Regions from separate parts of the Homo sapiens genome. Here regions 2 and 3 are each linked to region 1. A link is a contact called in ENCODE Hi-C or POLR2A ChIA-PET data. All regions are on one chromosome and are shown on one strand. Each heading gives the region's core, a stretch centred on a gene start or an enhancer-like site at or near the end of the contact. The rest is flanking DNA. Distances are from core to core; before and after follow the strand shown. Region 1 holds the start of FOXP1-AS1 (FOXP1 antisense RNA 1). Region 2 overlaps FOXP1 (forkhead box P1). Region 3 overlaps FOXP1 (forkhead box P1).

Region 1 (2,831 bases), core at 219-2,718:
GTATTTCTATTAGACAGTGTTGCTGGATATAGCAGTGGACAGCACAGCCACCAAGCCCTCTGCTCATTGGTTTAGAGGGAGTGGACAACCAGCGAAGCGTGATAAACAAGGGCGTGGTGATAGATACTGTAGAGAAAATATAAAAGGATAAGGGAGGTCACATTGTCAGAGGGAAGGGTTGCTGTGTAAATAGGGTGGTGGGTGGTCAGGGTAAGTCCATGTAAGGTGAGCAGAGATGTAGCCTATTCTAAAGAGAGCAAGTCAGCCAGTATGGCCGAAGCAGTGTCCTTAAGGGAAGAGTACAGGTTGAGTATCTGTTATCTGACATGCTTGGGACCAGAAATATTTCTGATTTGGGATCTTTCAGATTTTATAATATATGCATTACCAGCTAAGCATCCTTAACCCCAAAATCCCAAATCTGAAATGCTCCTGTGAGCATTTCCTTTGAGTGTTGTATCTGTGCTCAAAAAGTTTTGGATTTCGGAGCACTTTTGATTGCAGAATATTGGATTAAGGCTACTCAAGTTGTAGTAAGAGACAACATAACAGTGTAACAGGGCCAGACTGAGTAGGGCATTAGGGCTTTTTATATTCTTATTGGGGAGCCATTGAGGGGCTTTGAGGTAGAGCAAGATCTCACTCATGCTTTTTAAATGGATCGCTCTGGGAGCTGTTTTGAAAATAGACTTTGGGTGGATGAGGTCATAGGCAGGGAGACCTGTCAGGAGGCCACTAGAATAATCCCAGTGAGATATGATGATGGCCAGGATCACAATGGCAGGGGAGGTGCTGAGAAGTTGTTGAATTTGGAATTTATTTAAACATTGAGCCAAAGGATTTCCTAGTGAAATTGATGGGGAGTTTGAAAAAGTTGCATCACAGAAGACTCTTAAGATTTTTGTCTTGAATGACGGGATATAATCAATAGGATTCACTGATGGATTGCTTATGGGCAGAAACAGAGGAGTCAGAAGACAAATGCTTTCTGTTCTAAGGAACTGATAGAAGGTGGTGCTCCCATCACTAAAATACAGCAAGACAGTGGGTGGGGCAGTTTTGGAGGTAGGGGAGGTAAGCAAGGGAGACCAGGAATGTAGTTGTAGATATGGGAGGTTTGAGCTATGCACCCAGACTAAGATGCCAAGTGGGCATTTGGATATGTAGTCCTGGAAATGTCCTAGCTTGGTCTATAAATTCAGGATTTATAAGCATGTAAGTGATACCTAAAGGCATAAACTTGACTGAACTCACCAAGGAAGCAGTGGTATAGAAGAAGAAAAGAAGAGTTCCAGGATCTGGGTTCTGACTCTGGGAGGCTGAGGTGGGAGGATCTCTTGAGACCAGGAGTTTGAGATCAACCTGGGCAACATAGTGAGACTCTTATCTCTACATTAAAAAAAACAAAAATTAGCTGGGCATGGTGGCGTGTGCCTGTAGTCCCAGCTACACTTGGGAGGCTGAGGCAGGAGGATTGTTCAAGCCCAGGAGCTTGGGGCCACAGTGAGCCACAGTTGCATCACAATACTCTAGCCTGAGGGACAGAGTGAGACTCTGTCTCAAAAAAGTAAAATAAAAATAAAAAGCCAACACCATTAAAAGTTTTAGTCATAGAATATTGAGAACAGGAAAGATCAGAGATGGGATGAAAACTCTGAGATTGTGAACCAGAAAGTCATCAAGGTAAGTGTTTAAAGTAGGAAACAAAGCTGAGCATGGGGGCTCACACCTGTAGTTCCAGCTACTCAGGAGGCTGAGGCAGGAGGATTGCTTCAGTCCAGGAGTTTGAGGCTATAGTGTGCTATGATCCTGCCTGTGAATAACCACTTCACTCCAGCCTGGGTGACAGACTATAGTGACTCTGTCTCTAGATAAAAAACAAAATTAGGCTGGGCACAGTGGCTCATGACTGTAATACCAGCACTTTGGGAGGCCAAGGCAGGCGGATCATGAGGTCAGGAGTTCAAGATCAGCCTGGCCAACATGGGGAAACCCTGTCTCTACTAAACATACAAAAACTAGCTCGGCATGGTGGCTCATTCCTGTAATCTCAGCTACTCAGGAGGCTGAGGCAGGAGAATTGCTTGAACTGGGACCCGGGAGACGGAGGTTGCAGTGAACCAAGATCGCACCACTGCACTCCAGCGTGGGCTACAGAGAGAGACTCCATCTCAAAAAATAAATAAATAAATAAATAAATAAATAAGAAGAGAGTTGTGAGCCATATCAAATTCTGCCAAGTGGTCAAAAAAGATGATGACAAAGAACTGACCATTGGATTTGTCAATATGGAAGTCATTGATGACCTTAGTAAGAGTTAGTTGTGTTTGAATCTCACTCCTATCATATTTACTGGCTTTATATAACTAGCAGTCTGCTGGCTGGCTGAACTTACATGGTTTGTATTATTTTTCCAGGAATAGTAATTGTTCAGCATTCTTGTTTGTTACAGTTACCACATTTTCCCCCACCCCTTGCACTCATTTTTGTGAAGTTTGGGTCATAGTACAACCTGTGAGCAGTGAAAAAGGAATCCTGGGCATTTTGTCCCTCTTGACCCGTTCTCTAATCTGATGGTTTGGAGATTTGCAGTTTAAATAAAAGGCATAGAGGAAAGTGGGATGTGTTTATAGCCCTAACTTAGAATATGTCGATTGTAATCATCTGAAGTATATCACAGATTGGTGTGGTTAACATAGTCTCTAGATTAGTAAAATACTAGTTTGAGCCTGAGCCACGTCTGTCTATCACCTTTACCTTTTACTAATATAGGTAGTCTTTGATGGGTTCATCTGCCTTTCAGATTACCTAAGAGCATCACAGATTCTAGC
Region 2 (2,831 bases), core at 134-2,633, 240 kb after region 1:
GCTTGCAGGCAATAACCCCCTGTTGTTATTTTGTGCTTCTTTCTTTTCAAAGGCATCAAAATTTAGTTTTTTAAAGATCTTTAACTCTATATTTGAAGACAAACAAAAAAGGGCTGCCACTGTCATTCTTATCAGTTACCAGGGATTGCGTTTTTCCTTTCTGTTGCCACTTCTTATTAACCTCTTATTTGGTCTGTGAGACATAGTTTGGAATGCACGTCTGCATGCTGGGAGAACATGAAAGTTCAGATGAGCTCAGAGGGCACATAAAGAAATGGGAAGGGGAAAGTTACACAGCAGAAAGAAGGATAAAAGTTACCTCTCCCAAATTGCTGTTGTCAGAAAGGAAAGCATCTCAGAGCACAAAGATGATAGTGGTCCCTGAGTTTGGGAAGGGAGTGGCAGGGGGTGGGGAGTGTAGGGGAGAAGGAGAACACTTTGTGTCTAAACAAGGAGAAAGCAAGACATTGTAGGAACATTCTTGCATCTCCAGGTCGCTAGGTTTGCTGTGGTCCATGCTTTGTCATCCACTTCCCAGGCAAAGGTGACCCAGGAGATAGGTTGCTTTGAATATCCTTTGAGGTAGGCAGACCAGTGGATGGGTCTCCTTGGATTCATGGTGCCAGTGGATTTGTCTGAGACCCAGGGTAACAATGCTTAGGAGATCTGTAGTTTCCTGAGGTAGGGACCAGTCTCCTGGAATTATCATGCAGGTGGTGGTCCTTTTGTGCTAAAATGAGATGGAGTCACACGGTAGCATTTTCATGATGTGGACTGGTGGTTATGATTTTAACAAGGTTTGAACTTGGTTGTTGACAGATGGAACAAGTATGTTAATTTACTGAGTCCCCAGTCATTAGCGGCTCATAATTTTATATTGTCAGGCTCCCCCCACCCCCTTTTTTTCCTGTTTTGATTACCTCTGCAATAAGACACCTGATCTTTGGCCAGAACGATGTACCTTTGCTCTTTTTTTTTTCCTTCCCTCCTAAAGTTGCCTTGAGATGTTTCCTTGGGAAAGTTTGGCTCCATATTGGGTTGGACCAAGACAGGACCTTCCTTAAGAAGATACGTGCTCTTAGGTAGGGGAGGAAGAGAGGATGTAGGCCCAATACAGCTATTGAAGTGACTGCTCATGAATATTGGACAGAAGTGGTGAGGAAAATAGACAGCAGAATTCATTTTAAATCGAGCTACAAAAAAAGATTCCATCCTGTGCGGGTGAGGTAGGCTAAGTTGATTGTTTTAAAAGGGCCGTTTGTCCCGGGCAGTTATGACAGTTTATGTTAGGCAGTAGGGAGTAGCCGAAGAAAGGAAAACAGACCTTTGACTGCAGCTCTAGGGAGGGGATCCGAAACTCGAGGTTTATCAGGGCATTTTAGCATTTTAACACTGACTACTGACCTGCCGAGGGGACTGCACGGAGACCTTTTTTGTATGCATTCAATTGTGAGAAGTAAACAAATGGACCCGTATCCTGTGTTTGGTAACTGGGTGGGGAGCGCAGTTTGGCAACCGGTGTTGCTTTTAAATTCTTTCTTTGGACAATGGGCCTTGTATACTTTTATATCCTGGCTTTTCAAACGTAGACAGCTTTCATGAGCTTTTTCCTAGGGATGGCCACAGAGACAACAGAAAAGGCATCAGTCATTTTACATAAATACAAAATTTTTAAACATTTCATTTACAGTAAGGCAGGAAACACCCTCCCCCACCTCCAGCTGTACCCCCCCCATTATAGTCTGCTTTCAGAAAAGCTAATTCCCTGATCTTTTATTGTGTCAATGTTGTTTTTTTCTCTTCCCTTTTTTTTGTAATGTTGTGAGTTAATATCTGTTGAAGAAGTGAAAAAATCGTTTTGACATGAATATAACTATCACTGGGTTTTACATTAATGTGATAACTTGGGAAGGGGTGAAAACAATTGGATCATTTTATGCATGCTGTTCTTAAAATGAAAACACTGGCTTTTCATTTAAATTTATTTAAATTTTTGTTGTTAGTGGTATAGAATTTGTTTTTTGGAGTGAAACTCAATTAACTTTCTCAGTGGCATGGTAGTAAGTCTGAAATTGGTTGCTAATATGAGAATGATGGTTTTTACTGTAAAATAAACTACATGAAGACCGAAAGGAAACCACCATTTTTCTCTTTCTTTGAACTTTGCATCAGAAGGTCTTGATATACATACCATTTTATGGATGTATCAGATCAAGGTCATGTGTTAGGTTAAGTGAATGCAGTTGTTTGTAAAGTATAGTTATTAGCCAGAACATGTAAGCTCTGAAAGGGCTTGGATAGTCCTTTTAGTTGTAAAAGTCTCTCTGATCTTTTGAATCATACTCAGAATTAGGAACACTGATCTTGTTCTTTTCTTGAAGAAACTTTTCTTTTTTTTTTGCTACAGTTTGGGAAGGGTTAGTTTTCCTTTTATAATTGTTAGCCATAATGTGGCTAAGACCTCCACCTCGATACGATTGCTAGCAGATTAAGGATATTAGATAATTTCCTTCTATTTATTGTACTACTGCACTGTATTATCTTTCTATCACTCAGATAATTACTGAGGAAATCTACATTAATTTTTTTGGCTGAAGCAAGGCCTGCTAAACACAGGAATGATGTATTGATGTTTTACACAACAAAAGTTTTCCTCCTGTCATTGTCCAATCAACAAAAAGATATTTATCATATCGTAAAGCCCCTTCTTTTCAAGAACAAAGCAGATGGGGGAAGCAGGACAAGCCACCAGACCTGGGAGTTTCTGAGACTAAAGCCATGTTAAGGCATCTGAAGCTTAGACTGTCGTTCATGTTAAACTCACAGTCGAG
Region 3 (2,831 bases), core at 195-2,694, 210 kb before region 1:
GCAGTGAGCCTAGATTGCACCACTGCACTCCAGCCTGGGCGACGGAGTGAGACTCCATCTCAAAAAAAAAAAAAAAAAAAAAAAGCATCCCTCTTCTACAGTCCAATAGGAGGACTGAGTGCATGCCTCATATGCCGTCATAAACTCCCTCCTTGTCTCCTGTCTTGGGGGAGATGTCCTGTCTCATTTCCAAGCTGCACTACCAGGGGTGACTTGGGTCCTTGCTTTTCTGCTTCCCGGGTTTGCCTGACTTCACGCAAGAAGCCAAGGGTTTTAGACAGTGGGAGGCAACGTAGAGGTCTGAACAGAATTATAACTCTATGTTGCCAGGTTGTCTTTATTTTGGGAACCATTCCAAACGTTCCTACTTTTCCTGTTTGAGCTGTTGGAAAAATGGTACTCAGTAGTATTCACTGGTGGTTAAGGGACGAGGCTTGGGTTTCAGAAAGATGTGGCTCTGTCACTGACTGTGGTCTTGGGTAAAGGACTTCCCTTCACCAGCCTTGGTTCGTTCATCTGTAAGATAATAGCATTTACTCTTGCCACCGTTATAAGGCTTAATAAGAGGGTGGATGAAAATGCTATGGACAGAGTACCTCATGTGCAGTGCAGCACAGGCTTTGCACATGTTAGTTGGTGTTAGAACTGGAAGTACCCAGGAGAATATCCAAAAGTCCTACGACCGCATTGAACACCAGGGTGAAGGACCAGCGTGTTCCTTTCCTTTCTCATATTTGCAACAGAAATGTCACCACTTGGGCTCCGTGACACTTTTCTTGATGACATTGTCCTGATCATCAGCTCTTCCCTTGGCGCCTCGAGACATTTCCAAACCACATCATTCCACACACCCTGGAATGTGCACGTTTCCTTTGTCAGAAGGAACTGTGGCCATCAGACGTTGGACAGCTCTGAGCCGGGTTGTTTTCTTCTCATCTACTTACTGTTGTGCTGAAGTTTGGTTTTATTTTTTAATGTAAGAATTGTCTGGAAGTTATTCTTCAGTCATTTCATTAGTCATTTACTTTCTTGGTTTTGAAAATTGAGGAAAAATTACTTTGAGGCAGTGGGTCAGATGAGCGTGGCTGGCTGGGTAACCCATTTCCCGCTGAGTCACCTGTCTGCTCAGACAACTAAATGCTGAAGTATGCTTGATGACTAGTCACTGGCCAACGTCATATTAATCTGAAATTTCGTTTCTGCTCCTTTTAAGTTATGGTAGCTTTGGTTCCTTGGTGGGTTTTTTGAAAGTGCTCCAAGTATTGTATTGATTGGATGATGTAGCCTGGAATTCTCGGTTATCCCCCAAAGTGTTTTTTTCGATTTGAGGCATAAAATTATGACATAGTATTGTTCAAAAAGATGGGATTCAAATGCCTTCATTTTATAAGAAGGGAAACTCAGGTTCCGAGAAGCTCACTGACTTGCGAAACATCTCAAACAGTTGTTGGCAAAGCTGGGATGGCGTTGATCTTCCTGGGAATTTGTGATGTGTACTCACCCCCTGGGTCTTGCTGCACTTCTGCTAAAACTACCTGGAAATTATTTATTTTGGTCTTCTTCCTTGATAGAAGAGAATCTGAAAGTCAGGAATAGTGGCTGCCTCCAAATGCCCTTGGCTCCTTCTCCTGACCCCCTAATGAGCATGTCCCCAGAGCATGTTATAACCTTGGAAAACAAGGCTACTTAGTATGTTTGTACTCTGATGCCTGTATGTTCTGTACATGATCTGGCCTGAATGATGGATGAGGCTCCATACAGGCTTCCTGTGTCTTCTGCCATTCTCCCCTCCCTACAGTACCATACCTGACGAAATAATAACATCGAGTCACTGAGGAGGTTTACCATAGTGTGGTGCTACAACCTTAATTCGTGGTGTTTTTTTTTTTTTTTTTTTTCGAGACAGAGTCTCGTTCTGTTGCCCAGGCTGGAGTGCAATGGCACTATCTTGGCTCACTGCAACCTCCACCTCCTGGGTTCAAGTGATTCTCCTGTCTCAACCTCCCGGGTATCTGAGATTACAGGTGTGTGCCACCACATCCAGCTAATTTTTGTATTTTTAGTAGAGATGGGGTTTCATCATGTTGAAATTCTGTTTGCTTTTTAACTTAACTTGAGCATAAGCTTAGAAGATGATTTGGGGGCTGGGGGCTTTATTTATTTTAGCAAGTAATTTGGCCTGTATTTTTATTCCTTTAAGTAATTTGTAACTAACTACAAAGGCCTCTGGTAAGATGGCTTTTGTTTCTAGTTGGAACATGGAGACCAAGAGAACTCTCTAGAAAACAGATTTGGCTCCACTGCTATGGGACTTCACACTTACCTCCACAGAGGGGCTCTTCTGATGCCTCTATGTAAACAGCACTTTTAAATCCTACTTCAGGGACCATTGGTTTTCTCTCAAGAGATATGTTCCTTTTTTTTCTTCTCTTAACTCTTTTGTTATTTTACTCCTTTTCCAATAATGGAAGGCTTTTCAGTTTTACATTAGAGGCTACTACTTGTTTTTTTTTTTTTTTCTAATTGTAAAGCAGGCAAAAATCATCACAGAAAACAGATCTCAAAAGAATTGCACTTAGTGTTGTGACCTAGTTGGTTTCTTCATTCTTTGAAACATTATTTGATTTTTCCTCCCGTATTAGCTGTTATGTATGCCGGTTACATAACCTTAATTTTTCATGGAAAATATGGATGTCATCAATTAATAGGACTACCCCTGCTGTTGTTATGGCTGGCTTCTTCTAGAATGTTCCCACTGGGGAAACTGAGGCTTAGGTTTGATACTGCAGGATTTGCCATTGTAATGTTTTCCTTTTAGTAACATCATCATT

What was found. Hi-C counts contacts between places; a loop is a spot of excess contacts on that map. ChIA-PET counts read pairs that join two places held with the same protein, here RNA polymerase II (POLR2A). Pooled maps may share reads with other maps.
Region 2: a pooled map shows a loop between it and region 1 (2.9-fold over the local background). The contact joins the enhancer-like site here to the promoter of FOXP1-AS1 in region 1. A Hi-C loop is called at or near these places in 3 of 50 pooled maps. POLR2A ChIA-PET finds 5 or more read pairs at or near these places in 7 of 52 experiments (BJ, PC-9, T-cell and 4 more).
Region 3: a map with no recorded cell type shows a loop between it and region 1 (4-fold over the local background). The contact joins the enhancer-like site here to the promoter of FOXP1-AS1 in region 1. A Hi-C loop is called at or near these places in 1 of 37 single-sample maps with no recorded cell type. POLR2A ChIA-PET finds 5 or more read pairs at or near these places in 3 of 52 experiments (CD8-positive, alpha-beta T cell, IMR-90 and activated T-cell).

Annotation. Positions count from the first base shown.
Region 1 is chr3:71,288,395-71,291,225 of GRCh38, reverse strand. It overlaps FOXP1-AS1 (FOXP1 antisense RNA 1), which reads right to left and starts at 1,468. Exons shown (of 5, transcript NR_126463.1): 1 at 1,255-1,468. The region is part of intron 5 of FOXP1 (forkhead box P1); the gene reads left to right.
Region 2 is chr3:71,047,708-71,050,538 of GRCh38, reverse strand. The region is part of intron 9 of FOXP1 (forkhead box P1); the gene reads left to right. Among named protein-coding and RNA genes, the nearest start is that of FOXP1-AS1, 240 kb to the left of the region's middle. RefSeq lists an enhancer at 1-533. Within about 2 kb of position 1,383, at least 10 of the 41 ENCODE cell types and tissues checked have a DNase peak (open chromatin) inside an H3K27ac peak, as active enhancers do.
Region 3 is chr3:71,502,669-71,505,499 of GRCh38, reverse strand. All of the region lies in intron 2 of FOXP1 (forkhead box P1), which reads left to right. Among named protein-coding and RNA genes, the nearest start is that of MIR1284, 38 kb to the left of the region's middle. RefSeq lists an enhancer at 685-1,884. Within about 2 kb of position 1,444, at least 8 of the 41 ENCODE cell types and tissues checked have a DNase peak (open chromatin) inside an H3K27ac peak, as active enhancers do; they include IMR-90, where a contact is called at or near this core.